Linked DNA regions of Homo sapiens: region 1 is linked to region 2. The links are chromatin loops, found by intact Hi-C in ENCODE. Cell type or tissue: GM12878. All regions are shown on one strand. Links, peaks and the distances in the headings refer to the core of each region. The heading gives the core; the rest is flanking DNA. Region 1 overlaps DGLUCY (D-glutamate cyclase). Region 2 overlaps RPS6KA5 (ribosomal protein S6 kinase A5).

Region 1 (2,856 bases), core at 357-2,856, 150 kb after region 2:
ACACATGCATCTCTGTTTCTATTAGTCATTGTTCTCCAGAGAAACAGAACCAATAGGAGATACAGATATAGACAAACAGATTTAGTATAAAGAATTGGCTCACAGGATTATGGAGGCTGAAAAGTTCCACTATCTGCCATCTGCAAGCTGGAGATAAGGACTAAATTCCAGTCTGAGTCCAAAGGCCTGAGGACCAGGAGCACTGATGGGGCAAATCCCAGTACAGGGACAGGAAAAGGCCCAGCTCAGTCAGCCAGGCAGAGAGCAAATGCTCCCTTCCTCCTCCTCCTTGTTCTCTTCGAGTCCTCCGTAGACTGCATGATGACCACTGCCATTGGTAAGGATGGGATCCTCCTTACTCAGTCTACTGATTCAAATGCTAATTTCACCCCAAAACACCCTCACAGATGTACCCAGAAATAACCAGACCGGGCGTGTTGGCTCATACCTGTAATCCCAGCACTTTGGGAAGCCAAGGCAGGTGGATCACTTGAGGTCAGGAGTTTGAAACCTGCCTGGCCAACATGGTGAAACCCCGTCTCTACTAAAAATACAAAAATGAGCTGGATGTGGTGGCTTGTGCCTATAATCCCAGCTACTTGGGAGGCTGAGGCAGTAGAATAGCTTGAACTCGGGAGGCAGAGGTTGCAGTGCGCCGAGATCGTGCCACTGCACTCCAGCCTGGGCAACAGAGTTGAGGCTTTGTCTCAAAAAAAATGAAGTTTAACCAAATGTCTGTGCACCCTGTGATACAATCAAGGTGACACATAAAATTGACCATCACACTGTAAACCAAAAAGTACCTGAGACAGTTCTCAATCAATTTAGAAGTTTATTTTGCCAAGGTTAAGGACAAGCCCAGGAGATGGGTCTGTGCCTTTCTCCAAAGATGATTTTGAGGACTTCAGGATTTAAAAGGGGAGAAAGCAGGATGGAGGGGGAAGAGGGAGGCTGTGGTCACATGACTGAATCCCCATGTTGCAAGAGAAAGGGAGCAGGTAGGGGAATAGTAAGTCAGCACTCTCTGTAAGATAAGGTGAACATAGAGTAACTACCTGCAGAGATCTTTAACCTTTTATGTGTAGCTATCTGCTTAGGAACAAAAGGAAAGACAGATTCTTGCATGACTCAGCTTTCAGCTTCATTTTCTTCCTTCTGGCAGAGTGAACCAGGGTTCAAGTTTTTGTTTTTCCTTCACAATACTGTTGTTTCTCCTCTTCCCTTTCCTCCTCCTCCTTCTTCTCCTTCTTCACAACTCCTAAAAATGTAAAACCTATTCTTAGCTCACAAACCTTACAAAAAAGTTTGCCAGTTTGATTTAAACTGTCTCCCAAAATCTATGTCTCAATGACATGTTGTTGTTTCCTACAATATAGTGATGCTTGAGTGATTATCTAAAGAAAATAATTTATGGGTCGGGTGCGGTGGCTCAAGCCTGTAACCCCAGCACTTTGGGAGGCTGAGGCTGGCGGATCACCTGAAGTCAGGAGTTCAAGAGCAGCCTGGCCAACATGGTGAAACCCCATCTCTACTAAAATACAAACATTAGCCAGGCATGATGGCACATGCCTGTAATCCCAGCTACTGGAGAGGCTGAGGTGGGAGAATCTCTTGAACCTGGGAGGCGGAGGTTGGAGTGAGCCTAGATCACGCCATTGCACTCCAGCATGGATGACAGAGTGAGACCCCTTTCCAAAACAAACAAACAAGAAAATAATTTATGAAAGTCAAGAGCCTGATAAACAGTCACCACCCATTCGTAATCTGTGCTGCCACACCTCTAGCCAGCAGATCTGCCATCTTTTGAAATGAGTATCAACCTGGACATTCCCAAGTAAAGTGCCCACAACACCTAGGGGTTGTGATTCAAACAGCAATGGTTAGACTCAGGCTCTCTCTTGCTGCCCTCTCCTGGCTGGTCTATTGTTGAGGATCAGATGTGAATCCTGTAGGATTTCATGAGACTCAGGAAACCTTCAGGTCTGATTGCTGACCTGTAGACTTGTCAAAATTTCTACCAGTGGATAGTTCTTAAGGCTGGTCATGATGGCCGAGTTTGTCTGTTATTTCTTGTAGGGTGCTCCGACTTTCTTGAGTGTAAGTGTTATAGAAAAAGAATAGTTATCAGGCTGGGCACAGTGGCTCACACCTATAATCCCAGCACTTTGGGAGGCTGAGGCACGTGGATCACTTGAGGCCAGGAGTTCAAGACCAGCCTGGCCAACATGGTGAATCCCTGTCTCTACTAAAAATACAAAAATTAGCTGGGTGTGGTAGTTCCAGCTACTCAGGAGGCTAAGGCAGGAGAATCGGTTGAACCTGGGAGGCAGAGGTTGCAGTGAGCTGAGATTGCACCACTTCACTCCAGCCTGGGTGACAAAGCGAGACGCCATCTAAAAAAAAAAAAAGAAAAGGAAAAAAAGGAGTTATCGTATATTGAACATTTACTATGTGCCAAACACTGCTAAACAAATATTATTCCATTTCATCCTTAGAACGATCACATGAGATCCATATCCCTTGACTGTTCAGCATTACCTTCACACAGGTGATACAATGGATACTCAGAGAGGTTAATTTTTTTTTTTTTTTTTGAAGCGGAGTCTCACTCTGTCGCCAGGCTGGAGTGCAATGGCGCAATTTTGGCTCACTGCAACCTCCGCCTCCTGGGTTCAAGTGATTATCCTGCCTCAGCCTCACCAGTAGCTGGGATTACAGGCATGCACCACTGCACCCAGCTAACTTTGTAATTTTAGTAGAGATGGGCTTTCACCACGTTGGTCAGGCTGGTCTTGAACTCCCGACCTCAGGTGATTCGCCCGCCTCAGCCTCCCAAAGTACGGGGATTACAGGCGT
Region 2 (2,925 bases), core at 202-2,701:
TTTGCTCCTGTTGCCCAGGCTGGAGTGCAATGGCACGATCTTGGCTCACCACAACCTCCACCTTCTGGGTTCAAGCAATTCTCCTACCTCAGCTTCCCAAGTAGCTGGGATTACAACGCATGCGCCACCACGCCCATCTAATTTTTTGTATTTTTAGTAGAAATGGGGTTTTTCCATGTTAGTCAGGCTGGTCTCGAACTACCTACCTCAGGTGATCTGCCCACCTCGGCCTCCCAAAGTGCTGGGATTACAGGTGTGAGCCACTGCGCCCGGCCGCCTTTAATTTTTACATTAAAATGGTATGAGGTTAATTTGTTAGAAAATATTTTTAATTTGTAAAAACAATCAATTTAAAATGTAACATAATTAAATGCATGCAAAATTTTGTGTGTGTACACGTTTACATGCATTATTCTGAAGGGGCAACCACGAGCCAGGAATAAGAGCCATTGTTCAGAGGCCCCTGCTTTACGTCCTTCCTTGTTGTGCTCAACTTGGACATGCTGTTCTCACTAGGACCTGAATGGCTCAACCAAGGTGAGAGCAATGTTTTCTTTCACTCAAACTTTTGTTAATGCAGCTTAAAATTATACCTTGAATAGAATGTTTACTAGCCATGCTGCACTTTGGGTTCATAACAAACTTATTAACTATTGAACTTGAACTACCACTTAAAAAATACAGTAGAAATGCTCTTAAGTGACTTATACTTAGCCAGCTCCTAAGACCAACTTAGTCTTATACTCCCCTTTCCCTCTGAAAACACCCACTGCACACTGACAATCTATGACTAGTTTACATGTGTATTTCTGCACCCATGCAGTTCCATGCCAGTCACTGATACTTGTTGCTTTGCCTATTTCTACTTGTTGTATCTGTTATTCTTATTATGTAAATTCATTAAATATTACATGAACCACTGAAATGTGCATGCCAAAGAGAAAAATGAGGATGAATGCTTTGAAAGGACTAGATAAAAGCAAAACACTTTAAAGAAAGGAACTGCTGAAAAATTAGGTGTGAGTGAAACAACTATAAAAGGCTAGGGGGAGTATTCAGACTACTTAAAATCTGGCTAGTTCTCACTCTAAAGAACCTGAAACTGTTATTTTTAGATGATGGATTCAACCGTGGTTTATGCAAAATAAACTGTTTATTAACCTACATTCAGAGTCCTGTGCTTACATCCAAAGATTCACAAGTGAAGTACTCTTATACATTTTAAGTAAAAAATGTTCAAAAAATATATAATGATTTTTAAATGATTCACACTTGAACCAACTTTTTAAAATTACCTACACATACCAACTGTGTCATACGAGAGAATTTCTACTAACTGAAGAATCATATTAATCACTCCTAAAATTAATCTTTCCAGATTACTGGAATCTTGTGAAATGGTGACTTGGTCATCCACCACACTAGCTATGCCTCCAGGTGTGCTTATTTCAATCTGGTAAACATGATTACCAGAGCATCTTACTAAAAAAAAAAAATACGTTAAAATAAGAATCAAAAGAAGACTAAGATGCATATTCATAAATAATTCTCTATTTATATCTCAAAAGACAAGCTGTTTGCCTAACTAAATAGTGATGTCTTAACTGCTGGAGTTAATGACCACCTGTAGTGGGTGCTGATGGTGTTCTGCCAGGTCCCCTTTACAGGCCGGTGCATCTATTCTCCAGCTGCTGTGAGTGTTGGCTGCTGGAGAAAGGCCTCAGGTAGACAGGGGCCACCACACCTGGAAGGTTACATGCCATCATTCTCTACTCCACCCTCACTCAAGCAGCCTGCAGCCAATGACTAACACAGGTATGAAAGGCCTGCCTCTTTGCTCTTGCTCCAAAACTTCCCATGAGTCCAGGCTGAATCCAGACCACTGCTTAGACCACATGCCTGTTTAGGCTAGTCTCCTGACCACCCTCCTTCCCTCACTCTTGTTCTCCTGAGAGTGCTCCTGCAGTAAATCACATAAATCCAAATCCATGTCCCGGGATCTGCTTCTAGCTAACATGACCTAACATAGTATCAATAATAAATAAAATTGTATTTACACTAGAGAGACAATGTCATTTGACACCTTCATATGGAATCATCTTTTTATTATGGCATAAAACATCACAAACATTTAACCTCTAAGACTTACATAAACATTGTAGGCTTACACTGAAGCATAAGGTATAGTGGGTATACACATACACAAATGCAAAATTATAAATTTTTTGAATGACAATTTTGACAATTTAATGAATACATGCTTTTAAAGGTATTATTTTAATACGGATACTTTCCAAACACTTAAAAGAATAAAATGACAAATGATGACTAAGTCATCATACTTTTTAAAACACTCTTTTAAATGACTCAACCAAAGTATTTTTCCCTCTATCATGTCATCAAAAAGTAGCAATGTCTTTAAGTTGCCTAGTGCAATTTACAGCATCCTCTAGTAACAAATTACCCATGAGAAACAAGTATGTCTCATTTAATAAATGAAATGTGTTACTCTAAATCTGTAGTAAAAAAAAGATTGGAGGGAAAAAAAGCTATCTTATCAGGAATATTCATAGAGTCTGGGACCAATGAGTAAAGAAATATCACAAATTACATTTCAAGATGGCACTGAAGGCTGGGGAAAGCAGCCCAAAGACCGCCTCAACTGGAAAAACAGTATTTCCACAGAGCAAACTTACAAGATCTGCTGTTGATTAGATGACAGCAGCAGCAGCCACAACAACAACAACAACAACAACAACAAAGGATATCCACATAAGGAAAAAGTGAACTTCTTAAAGAGGACACCAGGGACCAAGGTAGACACAAATGGTTACTGCTCATTAGACACTATCATAAGCAAGGCCCTCTGAATTTCTATACTTTGCCAGCACTCACTCCAAGGTTTCATAAACTCACAAATAACTC

Evidence for each region. Peaks named below come from ENCODE experiments on the same cell type or tissue, not always from the same donor. Only the 100,000 strongest peaks of a DNase experiment are listed, where the experiment ranks them.
Region 1: it touches region 2 in a loop (2.2-fold over the local background); 2 of 110 quality-filtered maps call a loop at or near these places.

Annotation. Positions count from the first base shown.
Region 1 is chr14:91,138,977-91,141,832 of GRCh38, forward strand. The region is part of intron 1 of DGLUCY (D-glutamate cyclase); the gene reads left to right. Among named protein-coding and RNA genes, the nearest start is that of SNORA11B, 14 kb to the left of the region's middle. RefSeq lists a silencer at 1,729-2,023. In GM12878, for the core only: a CTCF peak has its summit at 1,900 (motif pointing left); no DNase peak of the experiment used is centred there.
Region 2 is chr14:90,984,968-90,987,892 of GRCh38, forward strand. The region is part of intron 2 of RPS6KA5 (ribosomal protein S6 kinase A5); the gene reads right to left. Among named protein-coding and RNA genes, the nearest start is that of RPS6KA5, 74 kb to the right of the region's middle. RefSeq lists an enhancer at 1,032-1,081. In GM12878, for the core only: a CTCF peak has its summit at 1,630; a DNase peak (open chromatin) is centred at 1,054.